Linked DNA regions of Homo sapiens: region 2 is linked to region 1. Evidence: chromatin loops called from intact Hi-C (ENCODE). Cell type or tissue: Caco-2. All regions are shown on one strand.

The links. Hi-C counts contacts between places; a loop is a spot of excess contacts. Peaks named below come from ENCODE experiments on the same cell type or tissue, not always from the same donor. Only the 100,000 strongest peaks of a DNase experiment are listed, where the experiment ranks them.
Region 2: a loop joins it to region 1, with 13 times the contacts of the local background. A loop is called at or near these places in 2 of 110 quality-filtered maps.

Annotation. Positions count from the first base shown.
Region 1 is chr6:101,224,940-101,229,939 of GRCh38, reverse strand. The region is part of intron 6 of LOC107984041 (a long non-coding RNA gene); the gene reads right to left. Among named protein-coding and RNA genes, the nearest start is that of GRIK2, 170 kb to the left of the region's middle. In Caco-2, no CTCF peak of the experiment used is centred here; a DNase peak (open chromatin) is centred at 2,919.
Region 2 is chr6:100,794,977-100,799,976 of GRCh38, reverse strand. ASCC3 (activating signal cointegrator 1 complex subunit 3) reads left to right here. Exons shown (of 42, transcript NM_006828.4): 7 at 405-546; 8 at 1,139-1,264. Among named protein-coding and RNA genes, the nearest start is that of ASCC3, 84 kb to the left of the region's middle. In Caco-2, no CTCF peak of the experiment used is centred here; no DNase peak of the experiment used is centred here.

The DNA of each region.
Region 1 (5,000 bases):
AACAGACTCCCTGTGGGACCCAAATGAAGACAGGGTATGCAAAGGCTAAACCGGTACAGGGAAGCCCTTCTGGAAGGGTTAAAGAAGGGAGCTCAGAAGTCCACAAATGTTAACAAAGTCTCTGAGGTCATTCAAGGGAAAGATGAGAGCCCAGCACAATTCTACGAGAGACTATGTGAGGCCTATCGTATGTATACTACCTTTGATCCTGATAGCCCTGAAAATCAGCACATGATTAACATGGCTTTAGTTAGTCAAAGTGCAGAAGACATTAGAAGAAAATTGCAGAAACAGGCTGGGTTTGCAGGCATGAATACTTCACAGTTATTGGAGATAGCCAACAAGGTGTTTGTGAATAGAGATGCAGTAAGCCACAGAGAGAATTGCAGAGAGAGTGAATGCCAAGCCTGGTGAAATGCCGACCTGCTAGCTGCAGCTATGAGAGCGGTCCCCCTGAGGGGTGAGAGAAGGGGGGCCCCAGGAAACATACCCAGTCTGGCTGTCCACGCTTGCAGTGTAAGCAGTGTGCTTACTGTAAGGAAATAGGACATTGGAAGGACAAGTGCCCCCAGTTGAAAGGGAAACAAGGCAACTCTGAGCAGGAGGCCTCAGAGAAGGACGAAGGGGCCTTGTTCAATCTGGCAGAAGGGTTACTGGACTGAGGGAGACCAGGCTCATGTGTCCCCAAGAGCCCATGGTCAGGATGACAGTTGGGGGCAAGGACATTGAGTTTCTTGTCAATACTGGTGCTGAACATTCAGTAGTAACCACCCCAGTCACCCCCTTATCCAAAAAGACAATAGATATAATCAGAGCCACAGGGGTTTCAGCAAAGCAAGCTTTCTGTTTGCCCTGGACCTGCACTGTGGGGGGACATGAAGTGATTCACCAGTTCCTGTACATGCCTGACTGCCCCTTGCCTTTGCTAGGAAGGGACCTACTTAGCAAGCTGACAGCCACCATCTCTTTTACAAAGCACAGCTCTTTACAGCTAAAGCTACTTGGAACGGGAGTCATCATGGCCCTTATGGTTCCTCAGGAGGAGGAATGGGGACTCTTCTTAACTGGGCCAGGCCAAGAGATAGGATCAGCTCTGACTAAGCGGTGGCCAAAGGTGTGGGCAGAAGACAATCCTCCAGGGTTGGCAATCTACCAGGCCCCCGCACTCATAGAAGTTAAGCCTGGGGCCCAGCCAGACAGACAAAAACAGTGCCTGGTCCCCAGAGAAACTCTTGAAGGTATCCAGGTCCATCTCAAGCAGCTGAGGTCCTTTGGAATTATAGTCCCTTGTCAGTCTCCATGGAACACTCCCCTCCTGCCTGTTCCCAAGCCAAGGACTACAGGCCAGTACAGGATTTGCGCTTGTTCAACCAAGCTACAGCTGAGGATAGCTGGTTCACCTGACTGGTTCACCTGGTTCATCCTTCAGGGATGCTTTCTTTAGCATCACACTAGCCCCTGAGAGCCAGAAACTGTTTGCCTTTCAGTGGGAGGATCCGGGGTCAGATGTCACTACTCAGTACACTTGGACCCAGCTTTCCCAAGGGTTCAAGAACTCCCCCCACTATCTTCAGGGAAGCACTGGCTCGAGACCTCCAAAAGTTTCCCACCAGAGACCTAGGTTGCATGTTGCTCCAGTACATTGACAACCTCCTGCTGGGACACCCCACAGCAGTCGGGTGCACCAAGGGAACGGATACCCTGCTCCACCACCTGGAGGAATGTTGGTAAAAGGTGTCCAAGAAGAAAGCTCAGATCTGCAGACAGCAAGTATGTTACCTGGGATTTACTATCCAACAGGCGGAGCACAACTTGGGATCAGAAAGAAAGCAGGTCATTTGCAACCTATCAGAGCCTAAGACCAAAAGGCAGGTGAGAGAATTCTTAGGAGCTGTGGGGTTCTGCAGGTTATGGATCCTAAACTTTGCAGTACTAGCCAAGCCCCTGTATGGAGTCACAAAGGGGGGTGACAAGGAACATTTGGAATGGGGGTCCCAACAGCAATGAGCTTTTCATGAGTTAAAAGAGAAACTCATGTCGGCCCCAGCCCTGGGGCTGCCTGACCTGACAAAGCCATTTACACTATATGTGTCAGAGAGAGAAAAGATGGCAGTTGGAGTTTTGACCCAGAACACGGGGCCCTGGTCAAGGTCGGTGGCCTACCTCTCTAAACAACTAGATGGGGTTTCTAAAGGTTGGCCCCCATATTTGAGGGCCTTGGCAGAAACTGCCCTGTTAGCATAAGAAGCAGATAAGCTGACTCTTGGGCAAAATCTGAACATAAAGGCCCCCCATGCTGTGGTGACTTTAATGAATACCAAAGGACATCATTGGCTAACGAATGCTAGACTAACTAGGTACCAAAGCTTGCTCTGTGAAAATCCCTGCATAACCATTGATGTTTGCAACACCTTGAACCCTGCCACCTTACTCGCGGTATTAGAGAGCCCAGTTGAACATAACTGTGTAGAGGTGTTGGACTCAGTTTATTCTAGCAGGCCCAACCTCTGAGACCATCCTTGGACATCAGTAGACTGGGAGCTGTACGTGGACAGGAGCAGCTTGGTCAACCCACAAGAAGAGACGTGTGCAGGATATGCAGTGGTAACCCTGGACACTGTCACTGAAGTCAAATCATTGCCCCAGGGTACTTCAGCCCAGAAGGCTGAACTCATTGCTTTAATTTGGGCCTTAGAGCTAAATGAAGGTAAGACTGTAAACATTTACCCTGACTCTTGGTATGCCTTCTTAACCCTCCAAGTGCATGGGGTGTTATATAAAGAAAAAGGCCTGTTGAACTCTGGGGGAAAAGAGATAAAACATCATTGAGAGATCCTGCAATTGTTAGAGGCAGTGTGGAAGCCCCCAAAAGGTGGCAGTCACGCACTGCAGAGAACACCAGCGAGCTTCCACCTCGATTGCCTTGGGGAACTCCCGAGCTGACTCAGAGGCTCAAAAGCAGCATCCACCCCCTACCGGGCATCAGTCACTGACCCCTGCTCCCTCAGGCACCTGACCTTGTACCTACTTATTCTAAAGAAGAGAAGGACTTTCTCCAGGCAGAGGGAGGGCCAGGTGATAGAAGAGGGATGGATCCGGTTATCAGATGGAAGAATAGCCGTGTCACAACTGCTGGGCACCGCAGTCGTATTGGCTGTGCATGAGACCACCTATCTAGGCCAAGAGTCATTTGAAAAGTTGTTAAACCAGTACTTCTACATCTCGCATCTGTCAGCCCTTGCCGAAACAGTGGCGCAGCAGTGTGTCACCTGCTGGCAGCACAATACTAGGTAAGGTCCAACCGTCTTGCCCGGCATACAAGCTTATGGGGCAGCCCCCTTTGAAGATCTCCAAGTAGACTTCACTGAGATGCCCAAATATGGAGTTAACAAGTATTTGCCAGTTCTAGTGTGTACATAATCTGGGTAGGTGAAGGCCTATCCTTTACGAACTGAGAAAGCTCATGAAGTAACCCGTGTGCTTCTCCGAGATCTCATCCCTAGGTTTGGACTGATCTTACAAATCGGCTCAGATGACAGGCTGGCATTTGTGGCTGATTTGGTACAGAAGACAGCAAAGGTATTGGGGCTCACATGGAAAATAAATACCGCTTACTGACCACAGAGTTCTGGAAAAGAAGAGTGGATGAATCGGACTATCAAAAATAGTTTAGGGAAAGTGTGTCAAGAAACAGGATTAAAGTGGGTACAAGCTCTCCCTATGGTATTAAGATTAGATGTACCCCTTCTAAAAGGACAGGATATTCCCTTTATGAAATATTATATCATAGGCCCCCTCCCATACCACGAGGACTCCCAGGCACTTCTCAAGAGCTAGGTGAAATTGAGTTACAGCGACAGATACAGGCTTTAGGGAAAATTACACAAACAATTTCAGCCTGGGTAAATGAGAGGTGTCCCATCAGCTTATTCTCCCCAGTTCACCCTTTCTCCCCAGGTGAACGGGTGTGGATCAAAGATTGGAACGTAGCCCCCTTGCGGCCGTGGTGGAAAGGACCCCAGACTGTTGTCTTGACCACTCCCACAGCTGTAAAGGTAGAGGGAATCCCAGCCTGGATCCACCACAGCCGCATAAAACCTGCAGCACCTGAGACCTGGGAGGTGAGACCAAGCCTGGACAACCCCTGCAAAGTGACTTTGAAGAAGACGACAAGCCCTACTCTCGTCACACCCAGAAGCTGACTGGTCCACACACAGCCAAAGCATGAGGAAACTCATCGTGGGACTTATTTTCCTTAAATTTTGGATTTGTACAGTAAGGACTTCAACTGACCTTCCTCAGACTGAGGACTATTCCCAGTGTATACATCAAGTTACTGAGGTAGGGCAAAAAGTTAAAACAGTCTTTCTGTTTTATAGTTATTATGAACATACTAGAACTCTAAAAGGGACTTGTTTGTATAATGCCACCCAGTATAAGGTATGCAGGCCAGGAAGCGACCAGCCTGATGTGTGCTATAACCCATCTGAGCCCCCATGAGTACAGTTTTTGAAATAAGATTGAGGACTGGCAACCGGGGAAATGCTGATGTGAGTAAAGTAATAACTAGAACAGAAGAAAAAGGAGTCCCCAAACAAATTATCTTAAAATTTGATGCCTGTGCAGCAATCAACAGTGACCTGTATGGAAATAAATAAGATGCAGCTCTCTAGATTGGGAAAGGGCTATATAGCATAAAATAAGTATGTTTGTCATGAATTAGGACTGTGTAGTGAAGATGAGAGTGAGAACTAGCACTAGCGAGTGAGATTCTCAAAGAGGGGAATGAGGAGCGAGGCCATTTCTCTTACTGTCTCCTGTCTCTGAAGAGAAGGAGGAATTAAAAGCTGAAAAACAACAGGAATGAAGTTGTTTTCATTCCTGAAATGACCAACCGGCACCACCAACCAGGCCTGAGGTTAAAAGATTAACCCCCGACTCTAACCACATGTGCTATCTATAGATCTCAATCTGTCACAACCCTTTCACGTGGATCCCTT
Region 2 (5,000 bases), 430 kb after region 1:
GTGCTCAATGTACCTTTTAAAAATTGTTGTTATTTAGAAGTAGAAAGGAGAAAAATGAAATATAAGCATTATTGCACTTGATTCTTTAAAGATTGAAACACATTTCAAAAAAGAAATGTATACCTTAATAAGTAAACATTTGAATTGTGAAAAAGCAAAATTGGAAAGAACATTAAATCAAACTTACCAAGTGGTGTTATCTATAAATAATATCTAAAAATGTACTGAATCCTATTTTGTCACTCAGAAAATTTCAGGATTCCTAAAATCTTCCTTTGTGTAGTTTAATTTCTTTTTTATGGTGGAAGGCTAGCTCCCAATATCTTTTATAATTGCCTTGTTTTGGTGTATGCATTACCTTTCAAGATAAACATTTCAAATTAGGCCTATTTTTATGTTTACAGAGAACAGGCACTTCTGAATGCTAGAAGTGTTCCAATTCTGAGCAGGCAGAGAGATGCAGACGTTGAAAAAATACATTATCCCCATGTGTATGATTCCCAGGCTGAAGCCATGAAAACATCAGCATTTATTGCTGGTGCAAAGGTATGTCATTGTTATATAACTACTGTTCAATAATATGTCTATTCTAAAGAAATGATGTGTGGATTTTCCCTGTTCCTTCGTGAGTCTAACACTAGTTGACTATGCTAAATTTTATTTTAAAGTATTGGGGAAAATGACATAATGTGGTGTATGTAAAGCTCCTGACATATAGTAGATATTCAGAACATATATGTTTCCCTCCTTTTCATTGTTTTTGCAATTTGTATTTTTGAGTTTTATCAGTTGCATTGCTGCTAGGCTAAACTTTATACTGTATGCTGTACATTTTCCTAATTATATGAATACATTTGTATTCAGGTATACCATCTAATTAGTGTATACTTTAAGATTTGTCAACATACTGTGGCCTGTGTGTTATATAAAATACCTGATATGTTAATGCTTTGTGTGAGTGGTTTTTTGCATTTGTTTTTGTTTTATTTAAGTTTGTTTTCTTTTAAATTAGCTAAGTTTATTTACCAGTGCTTTGTTATAAAACCAGTAGTGTTTTCTGTCTCTCTCTAAAGAATATTTACCAGAGCAAGTGTTTTATTTTTTATTATTATTGGATTTTTATTGTTGATGTTTATAGATGATTTTGCCAGAAGGAATCCAAAGAGAGAATAACAAGCTTTATGAAGAAGTAAGGATTCCCTACAGCGAACCAATGCCACTCAGCTTTGAGGAAAAGCCAGTTTATATCCAAGACTTAGATGAGGTGAGATGAGCCTTTTATAGAGTTGATAGTTTTGAGGCTTGGTATGCGGTATGAATGAATTTATACTGGAAAAATTGTTTTAAAACATTATTAGTTGGCAAATACAGTACAGACATATATAGTTGGTTACTAGAGAATTACAGTAGGAGAGTTTAAAAAATATATACACTATATTTCTTCATACATTAAACAAATGTGTGTATTTTTGTGCATATATTTCTATGTTTCATGTTTTTTTTCAGCTAAGATTTTGGTTTAACTTATGCAAACTGATTTAAATAAAATGTTAAAGGATTTATTTATTGTATTTGATTATATCAAATGATCAACCTATAATAAAATAGAATACATTGAGGGGGTGGCAAATTCTAAAGTAGTTTTAAGAATTTATTTTTTCTAAATTTTTAAATTTTGAATAATGTTTGCCTGTGGAAAATTGGCATGAATATTACTATCTTTATATCCTTTGCTTGGATTCACCATTTGTTAAAATTTTGGCACATTTGCTCTATTTCAAAATATAATATTCCTTAGTTTAGGTTAAAGTATTCATATTATTGAAAGTTAATCTTTTCCATATCAAAATTAAGTTGCTGTGGTTTTTCATGTATGTTCTATAGAATCATTCAGAAATAACAAATAATACAGGCAAGCAAAAACAGCAGCATAAAGCATCATAAAGAATACTCACAGCCAACCAAAATGAACTTCATTCTATATGTATGTGTCCATATGTATTTTCTTTTACAAAATGGAATTACATCATACACACTGTTTTGTGTGTGTATATATAGTTACATGTGTCTTTCTGTGTCAGTAAACATATTTCTGCAGCATCAGTTTATCACTACATACTATTCCATTTTATGCCTTTATTCTGAAATAACTTATAGTTTTAAGTTGTCTTTTACAATAAGTTCTTAGAGTAGAATAAAATTCTAGTTATATCTTGTATATCAGAAGTACTCATAGAACATTTTTATAATCCAAGTGCCTCGCTACTATTTAAGTCCTAATCTCTTCGAAGAGGTCCACGTATCAATATTTTGGGAATGATTTTTTGAAGCTCTATGGGTGATTCTACAATACAGCCAGGACTGACAGCCAATAAAACTAAACAATTATAATACAATTGTTATAAACCTTATCAATCATTATAAGCAATATCATCATTAAGATTTATTAAGTTTTATTTTATGTATTAAATATTTAATTTTAAGTTTTTTTTTTTTTTCATTTTTTTTTTTTTTTTGAGAACGAGTTTCACTCTTGTTGCCCAGGCTGGAATGCAATGGTGTGAACTCTCGGCTCACCGCAACCTCTGCCTCCTGGGTTCAAGGGTTCAAGCAATTCTCCTGCCTCAGCCTCCCAAGTAGCTGGGATTACAGGCATGCACCACTGTGCCCAGCTAATTTTTGTATTTTTGGTAGAGACAGGGTTTTGCCATGTTGGCCAGGCTGGTCTTGAACTCCTGACATCAAGTGATCCACCCGCCTCGGCCTCCCAAAGTGCTGAGATTACAGGCATGAGCCACCGCACCCGGTCTAAATCTTTACATTTTTAAAAAAACATCATTGACATTTATTTAAATTAATAATGAATGAAACAGGCTTTTAAACTTTTCTATCATACTTATTTCTAAATAAGTACTTTGTTCCATTTTTATTTGGATTCTTGGAGTAAAAGAGTTTTTCTGAGTAGGTTAATTCCCTCTGCCACCTTAATGTGCATATCTTATGTAATCTAATATATTCACAGACCTGAGGATTAGGATGTGGAGATTTTTGGGGGGCATCATTATTCTGCCTACCACACGTGATGTAGATGACCACAGTTTTGTTTTTGTTTTTGTTTTAAACTATTCACCTACTGAAGGACATTTATTTTATTGATAGTTTTTGGTGAAACTATATTCGTCTGCCATAACAAAAGACCACAGACCAGGTGGCTTAAAGAGCAGAAACTGCTTTTCTCACAGCTCTGGAGGCTGAAAGTCACAGATCAGGTGGTGCTAGCAGATTTTGTTTCTGGTGAGGATTTCTTCCTGGCTTGCAGGTAGTTACTTCTGCCTTCTTCCTGTGTTTGCACATAGCCTCTTCTCTATGTGTGTATGAAGAGAGACCTCTGGTGTTTCTTCCTCTTTTTTCAGGTTCACCAGCCCTATCAGGTTAGGACTCCACCCTCATGACTTCATTTAACCGTAATTACCTCCCTAAAAGTCCTGTCTTTAAAACAGTCACATTGAGGGGTAAGGGCTTCAGCATACAAATGTTGAAGGGCATAGTTCTTTCCATAACACAGATAAAGCTGTTATAAACCTGGTATGCAGATTTTTGTGTGAATATAAGTTTTCATTCTGTTTAATAAATGTCCAGGAATGCATTTGCTGGGTCATATTGCAACTGCATGCTTAGGTGTTTAAGACACTACCAAACCGTTTTCTAGAGTGACTGTACCATTTAACACAGCCATGAGCAATTCGATATAGTCTAGTTTCTCCACATACTAACCAGCATTTGGTGTTGTCACTGTTTTTTATTTTTATTTTAGCCACTTATATTTTTATGTATTATTTGTATTTTTATTTTAGCCATCTGATTGTAGTGATTTCTCATTGTGGTTTTAATTTGTACTTTTCTAATGGCTAATAATAACTGGGGAATAATACATTTAAGTGAAATTTGTCATTATAAATAAATAAACCATTTGCTATCATATCACTGTAGATATTGATCCTGCCAGACATCATAAGCTTGAGTAATAATACAGACATTGGGAGAAAAAATAGACATTAACAGAATGTCAGATAGTTTAGTAGATGTTTCTTTTGTCTTGGATCTTTTTTGTACCAGGTAGGATCTTTTATGTGTCAGAGAAAGTGCTATTGAAGATGAAGGTCTGTCGTTTTTCACTGAGATCATAATTGCATGCTATTCCTAACTGTCCTAAGATGCTTTTATGTCCTTTTACTGACTGTCACGTTGGATAAGTTTAATAACTTCTGTAATTTGATTAAAAACTTAAGGAGAATTTAAAAATTCTAGTACATGCAAAAATACCATTAATGTCATTAAATGGATTTTGTACTTTCTTGGAAAGGGAGCAATGTAAAAAATGTAGATGCATCTCTTGATTAGTCAGGAGTCACTCAGTTGGAACTCTTAGAAATCTAAGTCAAAGCAAGCAAGGGTGACAATTTATGGCTTTTCTACCTGGATTGTCCAGAAGTAAAGCTGCCTATGTGCCCAGCTTGGCATATAGGCTCAAATGTTATCATCAGATTTTTTTCTCCTCTTTGTCTCTTTTTCTTTATCTCCATTTCCTTTTTTTCTTTTTCCTCCCCTCTTTTCCTGCTTTCTCTTACCCACCCCCTTTTGTGTTTCTCTTATTATTTTTCATCCCCTGATTCCCAGATAGGCTTTCTCCATATAACCAGGGAAAAATGTGTGACAGCAGAAGCAGCAAACATGACCGTTTCCCCATACTATAATCCCAGAAGCAATGGGTTTTTTTTTTCCAACCAGTTCTGCCAGGAAAACAAAAAAACCTCCTAGGATGAACTCTGATTTTCCTGACTTAGGTCACCAGTTCATTTCTGAACCAATTCCTTTCCCTGTGATGTGATGTGAATGGCGTTCTTACTGACACATGGCTACTCACTTGTATATCCTCATTATCAGCTCCCCATGAGCCACCAGGAGTCAAAGGGGAGTTTCCCAAAGGAAAGGAGAGTGCT